2 separate regions of the Mus musculus genome follow, and region 2 is linked to region 1. The links are chromatin loops, found by intact Hi-C in ENCODE. Cell type or tissue: heart. All regions are shown on one strand. Links, peaks and the distances in the headings refer to the core of each region. The heading gives the core; the rest is flanking DNA. Region 1 has its middle 26 kb from the start of Bicral. Region 2 holds the start of Ubr2 (ubiquitin protein ligase E3 component n-recognin 2).

The links. A loop is a pair of places that touch in the nucleus more often than their neighbours do. Peaks named below come from ENCODE experiments on the same cell type or tissue, not always from the same donor. Only the 100,000 strongest peaks of a DNase experiment are listed, where the experiment ranks them.
Region 2: a loop joins it to region 1, with 3 times the contacts of the local background. A loop is called at or near these places in 1 of 42 quality-filtered maps.

Annotation. Positions count from the first base shown.
Region 1 is chr17:46,855,418-46,859,802 of GRCm38, forward strand. It overlaps a transcript of Bicral not described here. Among named protein-coding and RNA genes, the nearest start is that of Bicral, 26 kb to the left of the region's middle. In heart, for the core only: no CTCF peak of the experiment used is centred there; DNase peaks (open chromatin) are centred at 1,404, 2,364, 2,514 and 3,034; H3K4me3 peaks cover 3,721 bases; H3K27ac peaks cover 3,791 bases.
Region 2 is chr17:47,008,899-47,013,283 of GRCm38, forward strand. It overlaps Ubr2 (ubiquitin protein ligase E3 component n-recognin 2), which reads right to left and starts at 1,634. Exons shown (of 47, transcript NM_146078.3): 1 at 1,244-1,634. The coding sequence starts at 1,321. In heart, for the core only: a CTCF peak has its summit at 1,785; DNase peaks (open chromatin) are centred at 313, 1,273, 1,653 and 2,273; H3K4me3 peaks cover 2,399 bases; H3K27ac peaks cover 2,544 bases.

The DNA.
Region 1 (4,385 bases), core at 199-4,198:
CGCACATCAAGTTCTAGTCTAGTACAGTCTAGTTCTAAATCGGCGAGAGTACTAGCTGTCCCCATGGGCTCTCAAACAATGGACTCTCATTCCAACTTCTCCCTGATGAGGCCGGAATTTCAGTCCTGGAGGTGGAGTGCCACGCTAAAACTGACCACAGCTCATCTTGGTAAATAATGGAGATGGCAGATCTGTATTTTAAAGCACCTCCCAGTTAATTCTGATGGTCAGATTCAGTGTGGAACTTTGTGGGGGAATGCAATTTTTGCTGCTTAAAATGGCTACTAGCCTGAACTAGATTAATAAAAACAGTCTGTCATGAGTAAGCCACAAGTATTTAAAGCACTAAACACTTTCTGGAAGTGTTCAATGTATGGCAGTCCCTAACATCCACTGCCTACCTACTGTATTCAGACACAAAGAGCACCACACACTGTGACTTTTAACCACTAGAAAATTAACTATTTCCATCTCCCAGTGCCTCCAGAGCTTCCCAGACCTTCCTCCTCTCCTGTAACGTTTTAAGACCTCTACACACCTGCCCGGTATTTATCTATATAAGGAAACTTGGTTTTTACAAAATGAAAAAGTATGCCGGGCGGTGGTGGCGCACACCTTTAATCCCTAGTGCTTGGGAGGCAGAGGCAGGCGGATTTCCGAGTTCGAGGCCAGCCTGGTCTTCAAAATGAGTTCCAGGACAGCCAGAGCAATACAGAGAAACCCTGCCTGGACTGGACTCCCCCCATCCCCCCCCCCCAAAAAAAACCAGACAAAATGAAAAAGTACACTCTGAAGCTTAACTGAGTTTCTTCGATCAGAGATTTAATTAAGATAGTCTATGAAGTCCATTGAAGGCCCAAACTAGAAGTCACTTGCAACCGTCTCGTCCCTGCATTCTGGGGACCAGATCCAGGTCTGTTTGACAAAACAACCAACTAACTACAACCGGTTTAAATGAATTACAGTTGGGCCGGGCACGTTCCGGGAAGGCAGAACGACCCTGTCCTTAGCGTTGTCAGCTGGGGCTCTAACCCCCAAGAATCAGGAAAACCAAGCAAGGGGGTCCCCAAAGTCTTGCCCTCGGCCGAGCCTGAAAGACTATGCCGTCCATCCCGAGATCAAAGAGGAAAACACGGGGGGGATGAGCGGAGGCAGGGAGGGACGCCATCAACCAAGGAACCCGACCACATCCCACTATTTTCGGCCCGAGACAAGCGACCGAAAGCAAACCGTCACCACCTCAGCCCCTTCAAGCCCCAACGCGGCGAGCCAGCCTTTTGGGTCTGGGGGTCTCCGCGGCCTCGGCTCCATCCTCGGGAGCCGGCGGCCCGCTCCTGGCTCCCGGACTCCGGGAGCCGCCCGGGCCGCGAGGGAAGATGGCGGCCGCCGAGCAACTGCGCCACCAGCCCTGGCTACAGGCCAGGCCGAGCGCCATCTTAGCGTCCTCCGGCCCGCCGCCCCCACCCCCAGAAGCCGCTTTCGGGGTGACTTGGGAAGCCCTCTGGGCCGGGATAAAAAAAGCAAAAAAACAAACAAAAAAAAAAAACCCTAAAAAACAAAACCAAAAAAAAAAAATCAAAATTAAAAAAAAAATCAAGACACAATAAAAGGATCACCAAGGCACAAAAAGCGCTCCCCGCCAGCCACCGCCCTCCGTCCCGCCGCCTGGCAGGGGCCTTGCGGGTGGCCTCCGCACCGGCGAGCCGAGCCTGCAGCGGGGACGCTCGCTCGTCCCCGGCCTGGGCCGCGGATCCTCGGCAAGGCCTCGCGTCTGGCCCGGCAACGGCTACGACAGGCCCGGCCTGCTCCGCGGCCCAGGCCGGGGATGAGGCCTAGGGAGCCGGCGGGCCTCGCGGTGCCCAGGCCCCAGCCGCGGCCTCTCCCCGGACGCGCGGGTGCGGCGGCGGGCAAGAGGAAACCGCCGGGGTGAAAACGTTAAGCGAGTACCCGGGCCTTCCCTCCCGTCTCCTCCGCCGACGCGGGCTCCATTTTCCCCCCTTCCGAGAAGCACGGAAAGGCGGACTCCCCACCCGGGAGCCTCGGAGGCAGCGAGCGGTAGAGAAGGGACCGAGGGGTCTGTGCGGATCGAGCGGCGAGGGGAGGAGATTTGGAGAAGCTGAGTTTTCTCGCCCGGCCGCCGTCACTCCAGGCCCTCCCTCGCCCCCTGCTCGCCGCCCCGCCGCGCCGCCGTCCTCCCCTCGCCGAGCCCCGCTCCCTCCTCCGCGGCTCCCCGGGCGGCTCCGGGGGGCGGAATACACACACACACTCGGCGCGCACACACACATACACACACACACTCGGCGCACACAACTAATTTGAAAGCGGCTCAATCAATGAGTCATTAAAAGGCTCCCCTCCCCTCCATCCCCTCCCCAGCGCCAGCCGCCACGCTGCCACCTCCCCTCCTTTTTTATCCCACCCCCCCTTCCCGGGCTCTCCCACTCCCCGCTCCAGAAATTTGCATCCGCGGATGGAGGAGGGGGGGGGAGGAAGAAGAAGAAGGAAGGGGGGGAAAATAGGCAGGCGCCAGGCCCCCCACGCGGCCGCGGCGCCCCCCGGCCCCGGCCCGCCCGCGCCCCCGCCCGAGACACTGAACTTGGTCTTCCCAGGGCCCTGGCGGCGCCGGGAGAGGCATCCACACTCGATTCCCCTTTTCTCCGTGTCCATTAAACATCCACCCACCACCACCATCACCCACCCACAAACCCACCCCCCCCCCAAAAAAAAAAAAAAAAAAAACACAGCCTTAGCCAATAGCTCTCTGGGCTGAAACCTAATATCCTGGTTTTGGCAACTCGGTGTTTAATTTGCTCCTCTTTCTTTTCTGTCTGGCTGGAGATCTATCTCCAGCTCTCCTCCTCTCCTCTCCTCTCCCCCCACCCCCTTCTCCTTCCCTCGCTTCTCCCCTCCCCGAAGGAAAAAAGAGGCAGAGGAAGGAGGTTGTGTGTGTGTGTGTTTTTTTTCTCTCTCCTTGAAATTTTTATCACAAAATTATAATACACTCAAAGGGAAACTCACCGTCATGAAAAAGCAGTGCCTTGTCAACGGGGTTTCTGCGCCATCGCACCAGGGGCGGCGGCGGCGGCGGCGGCGGGCGCGGGGCGCGGGGCGCGGGCGCGGGAGCTCCAGGCCGAGCGGCGCCGGCCACACGCGCTCCGCTCTCTCTCTCGCTCACCCCCGCGCCGGGCGGCGGGCGCCCGCTCCCCGCGCCCGCCCGGCCTTCATGCTCTGCGCCCGGGCAAACGGCTCGCCTGCTCGTCTACCTCAAACTTCGGTCTTGCCTAGTTTAAAAAAAAAAAAAAAAAGATTAGGATTTTTTTAATTAAAAATTAAAAAAAATTTTTTTTCAAAAGAAAACCAAGCTCATAGACTGTTGATTTCTGTTTCTTTTGAGAGAAAAAAAATGTGTGTGTGTTGGGGGAAACTTTGAAATGTATTGGGGTCGATTCAAGAAACAGGTTTGTATCCCGCCTCCCCCTCCCCCCACCCCCATCTACAAGATGTGTGCTGATTCTCCTTAGGGGCCCTGTACACACACACACACACACACACACACACACACACACACGTTTTAGCTTAAATTGGAGGCGGGGAGGATAAACAAAAATTGATTTAGAAACTCCAAATAGAAGCAACCACATAAGAAAAAAATTTTTTTTTGCATATTTATTTAAAAACTAAAGCATCGGTGGATTTTAAGTTGGCCGATAACTGGGTTAGCCTTTAGTTTCTCATCTGCTCGTAAACTCTACAACATCCCTTTCCACTCTGAAATGCTGTGCAATCTTATCTGTGAAACGTACCTTAAGATTCCAGAAAACTAGTGACTAAGGAGAGAAGCTAAGTACTCCTTGGCCCTCGCTATTTAGTCTGCTATCTTTTCTATTCATGTTTGTGGGGGTTGCATTAAATCACTTCCATTCTTAAAAAAAATGAAGCTACAAAACCTTTTAGCACCATTTGGTCCAACCATAATTACCACCTGTTTTAAATTTCAAATTGTTGACACTTCTTAAACCACCTAGTAGTACCCGAAACATAAGTATTCATTATGAGAGTTCTTTGCAGCCTAACTACTAATGCCCAAATGCCCACACAATATAGCAAGGAGGGGGTTTAAAAAAATATCAGAAATAGGTAATAAGTTGTACAAGAATGTAATTCATGCTTAAAGATACAGATTTAAGCCTTGATCCCCCCGCCCCATATTATTTGAAGTCAGTTGGTGAGGTTTTGTTGATAAACATATCTGGTGAGTTCTAAATAAAAGTATCACCAGATTTAAATTCTTTACAATATTGTTTGGTTTGTATAGCCTTTACTAGAAGCAAAAGCCTCTGGGCAGAGGTGGAGATGCTGTCCAGTGAGAGGCAGGGCTAAAACAT
Region 2 (4,385 bases), core at 160-4,159, 150 kb after region 1:
GGGTTGTGTGATATCACACAGAGTACAGGAAAACAGACTTCACACCTTACTTAGCCTCACAAGAATACAAAACTTAAAACTCACCAGGCAACAGTGGTTTGTTTTGTTTTGTTTTTTTTAAATTACCCCCACTTCCCTCTCATTTCCTCACCCAAACTATCTTCCTCTGGTCTATTCACTCCAAATATTCATCACCGACGGCACATCCCAACTACTGACCCTAACATCCTGTGTGATGATGTGTTAAATAAAGAGTCACTCATTTCCTGGGAGCTTTTTCAACTGGAGGCCTCTGAGACTAGGCTCCCAATTGTCTGAGCTATTTACAGTCACCGTGGACAATCTGTTCTGATAGGTGTCCCCTGCCCTCACTGGCAAAAGATGACGCTGAGTTTGTTGAAAGTTGTTGTCTTTGTAACTTTGCTACTTGTATCGGCGCTTGTTGATACTACATTTTAAGTCTTTACTGTGTCTGAATGGCTTAAGTTTAGGGCCTAAGGGTTCCTGATAGGCTGTGATCAACGCTATCATTAATGAGCTTGCATCTGTTCACCAAAGCTGCTTTTTCAAAGTTATATAACGTTTGTTCTCCGTCCAACTTTTCCCAACTCCTAGAAAAATTATGTATTTTTTTTTTTAAATCTGCCAGCCTCCATGCTTAGCAAACGTGTCGAGGCACCACTACATTACACACAGGCACCAAGGTTACCATCTAACGAAATAAACAAGTGCAAAACAACTTTTTAAAAAAGCACCGAGGGGGTAATGTTGGACTGTGCTGCCTGCAGCCTGGGTAAACTCCCCTCCCCGCCCCCCAGCAACAAAGTTGGAGCTGGGAGAGGATAGAATCCTTCGGCGCAGACACTGCTCCGCTTATCCTAAGAAATGGCATCAGAAGGTAAAGTAGGGCGCTTATACGACAACGTTAGGAAGCCGCTCGCTCCCATCTTCCAACAGCCAGCATATAGGGCAAAAACCCAAGTGTTGTAGACTTAATGGAGAGTGAAGCTAATTAGGGATAATGAAAGCTCTGTAGTAAGAGTCGCCGCGTATAAGGAGGATCTGAGCACCGAAGGCGCGGAGCAGGCTCGATGGCCTCCTGGGTCCTTTTCCCCACGGGACATGGCCAGCGCCGCTGTTAGCCGAAGTCAGTGGCGGGCTCCGGGATTCCCAGGACTCTGTTCCTCCCCCGGGGCGCGGCCTACGAGGGCCGGACGTAGCCCTCCCGGGCTCCCGCACTCACCCCTGCGATCTCTTCGGCAGAACATTCCAGCAAACTGCGGTCGATGGCCTGCACCTCGGGCTCCATCTCCGACGCCATCTTCTCTCCTCCTCCTCTCCCCGGGTGCTCTCGCCGCTGTCGCCTCTCCCCGGGCCTCAGCTTCGCCTCTGCTCCCGCAGCCGCGACGGTCACCCCTGTCCTGGGGCCGTCAGTCCCGGGCCGTCCGGGCTGCCGCCGAGCCGAGATGCGCGAGGAGCAAAGCGGGACGCGAACCTGCAGCGGGGACGGCAGCCGCTTGCGCGCGCGCCCGGGCTCGGCGCCCAGAAGTCAAGTCGCCTCCTCGCCCGTGACCGGGGGAAGGACACCGAGAACCCCAGGCCTGGCACTCCGGACAGCCACTACCGCGTTCAACGCCAAGAGAGGGGCAAAAACACCCAAGCGAGGGAGCAGGGCATTCTGGGTACTGTAGTCGTCCCCTGAGCGGCCAGGGAGAGAAGCGAAGCCTCTAATAAGGAGCGGCACACGAGTATCATGGGAGTTGTAGTCCATCCCCTGGCGGAAGCCTGGAAAAAGACAATTTAGAATCCGTGAGAGGGGCTTGACACCAGAAGAACGAAATAACGTTTGAGATCTCGTCTTAGTCTCTTAGTCCTATTTATTCTTGTCATTTTTTTTTTATCTCCCCAGCACCAAGAATAATCATTCCTGGCGCGATAGACACACAGCTGTCTGTCAAAAGTCTGGTATCTGATAAACCCTCAATTGTCAAAAGAATGAATGAATCGCGCGTTCTATCCCGGAGGTTCTAATGCCTTGTCATCCTGGCACTAGTCACCGAGGTGTATTTAGTACCGAGATTTTGAAAAGTTTTAAGGTACAATTGCAAGACATTTAATTTATGACCATTGATTGATATATATCCTTTTCTTTCCTTAAGTCTTGTTGCATCAGAAAAGGCGTCCAACGAATCAACTTAAAGACCAACTCTCAGAGTCAGACAACCCTGGAAGCACGCGCTTACTTCCGCGTCCAGCCTGCCTACTCCTGCGGCTGCGCGGAGGGAGAGCCAGGGCTAGAGCTGCGACTGCCATTGTTTTTTGCAGTTTCTCAAAAGGTCAAGGAAAAAAAAAAAAAAAAAAAAAAAAAAAAGACTTTAAGGTTCAATGGCAGGCCACAAAGCAACAGAAGAAATACTGGATATTTTTTTTTTTTTAGCTGCATTGCTTTAAGACTATACTGACAGAAGCAGATCTAAAAGCAGACCGATTGGAGGCTTATATACACTGACTGTAATTTGTGACATGTATTTGAATATCTTTTAAATTATCTTCGTGGAGAAGATTAGGCTCTCACAGATGACCAGACAAACCCTAATTGCCCTGTAGGAAGAGGCTGGTATCTTGTACTGGAGTTGTTAGGGTTAGACCTTGGAACCTGCGGCTCTAACAAGCTAGGCTCAAGCATATATCCTCAATATAACAATTAAAGAGATAAGCAATAATGAAGAGACAGAGAAAGGAGACTTATTCGATATAGCCACATTGGGGAGAGGGACAAAAAGGTCCAGTGACCATCTGCCCACCCTCAAGTTCACTACCTTTCAGAGTCCTGACATGAGGTTTAGTTTTAAAGAAAGGGCAGCCCTGGTCAAGGTGTGGTCCTAGTCCATCGCTGGTCCATCATTATCTTGACTCCAGTCTCTCTTGCAAGTTGTAGAAACTGTAAGACACCTCTTTCTGGGAGGCAAGCTCAAGCTCTGGTTGATGCCAGACTCCCCAGCCTTTTCCAACTCCTATTACTTGGGGGGGCCATTGTCTTAAAAGCCTGGTAGCCAAAGAGAAGAGCACAAAATGGTGGTACCTTTGTGGTTAGGGAACACAAAGGCATTAGATGAGCTAAAGTCAGGAGTGGGACCCTGGAAGAGCGTGTGTGGCGGTCTGGATGAGAATGGCCCTTCAAGGGGCTCATATATTTAAATGCTTGCTTCCCCACTGGTGGAACTGTGTGGAGGAGGTGTGTCACTAGGGGAGGGCTTTCAGGTTTCAAAAGTCCTAGCCCTTTCCAGTTAGCTCCTACCTCTGCCTACTACTTGTGGGTCAGTTGTAAACTTTCAGCTACTGCTTGAGCGCTATGCCTACCTACCTGCTTCCAGGCTCCCCCACCAAGATGTAGACTCACTCTCTGAATCTGTGAGCTGCAATAAACCCTTTCTTCTGAGATCCACCCTCACCTTCGCACACTCCTACCTTCATGCCCTTCTAAAAATGATCTAATGGCTCCATTTTCAATTCCCATGTACTCCTAGGCCTGTTTTTAAACAGGATCTCCTATGTAGCCCAAGCTGGCATGGACTTGGTACCTTCTTGACTTGGTCTCCTGAATGACGGAACAGCATTCACCACCATACCCAGGAACATTTTTATTCTTTTTTTTATTTTTTTTCCATTTTCTTGAAAGATCTCACTATGTAGACCTGTATATCCTGGAACTTACCCTGTAGATCAGGCTGGCCTCAGACCCACCGAGATCCACCTGCCTCTGCCGCACAGAGTACTGGAATGAGAGATCTGTACCCCCACACTCAGCTTATTTTCCCCATTTTTGTATATGTGTGGATACATGCACCGGGAGATTAGTGATGGGAGTCATCCTTATTCCATGAGGTTGAGCGTGTCAATCAAACTCACAGCTACAGAGATGGCTAGGCCTGCTACTAGCTTGTCTAGGGATCCCTTGTCTCTTTATGTGTTGGGGCCGGCCAGCGGCTCACATGTCCAGGTTCGAGCCTGGAAGGCATCTTGGAATCTGGAAGAAAAGAGGGAATCTAGGCGGCGGGAGAAAGGATGGAGCTAAGACAAGATTCTGATCAGAGCTCAATTTTAATATTTGGGAACACGGGGTTATAAAGAAGGGGGAGGGGCCCATTCCCGCCAAATCATCTTCCGGAGTCCAGCTGCAGGTGACCACGTGAATACTCTGGAACAGCTAGGCGGCAGGCGGTAGCAGTGGGAGTGGCAGAACGATAGGGTGGCAGGCTCCACCCCTATGATCTGCTGGTGATAACAGTCAAGCCTGCTCAGCTTGATTTCGGGCTGAGGGGGGGAGGTGACATTTATGGAGGATTGTACCCACTTGGCATTTATGTGGGTTCTGGAGATTTTAC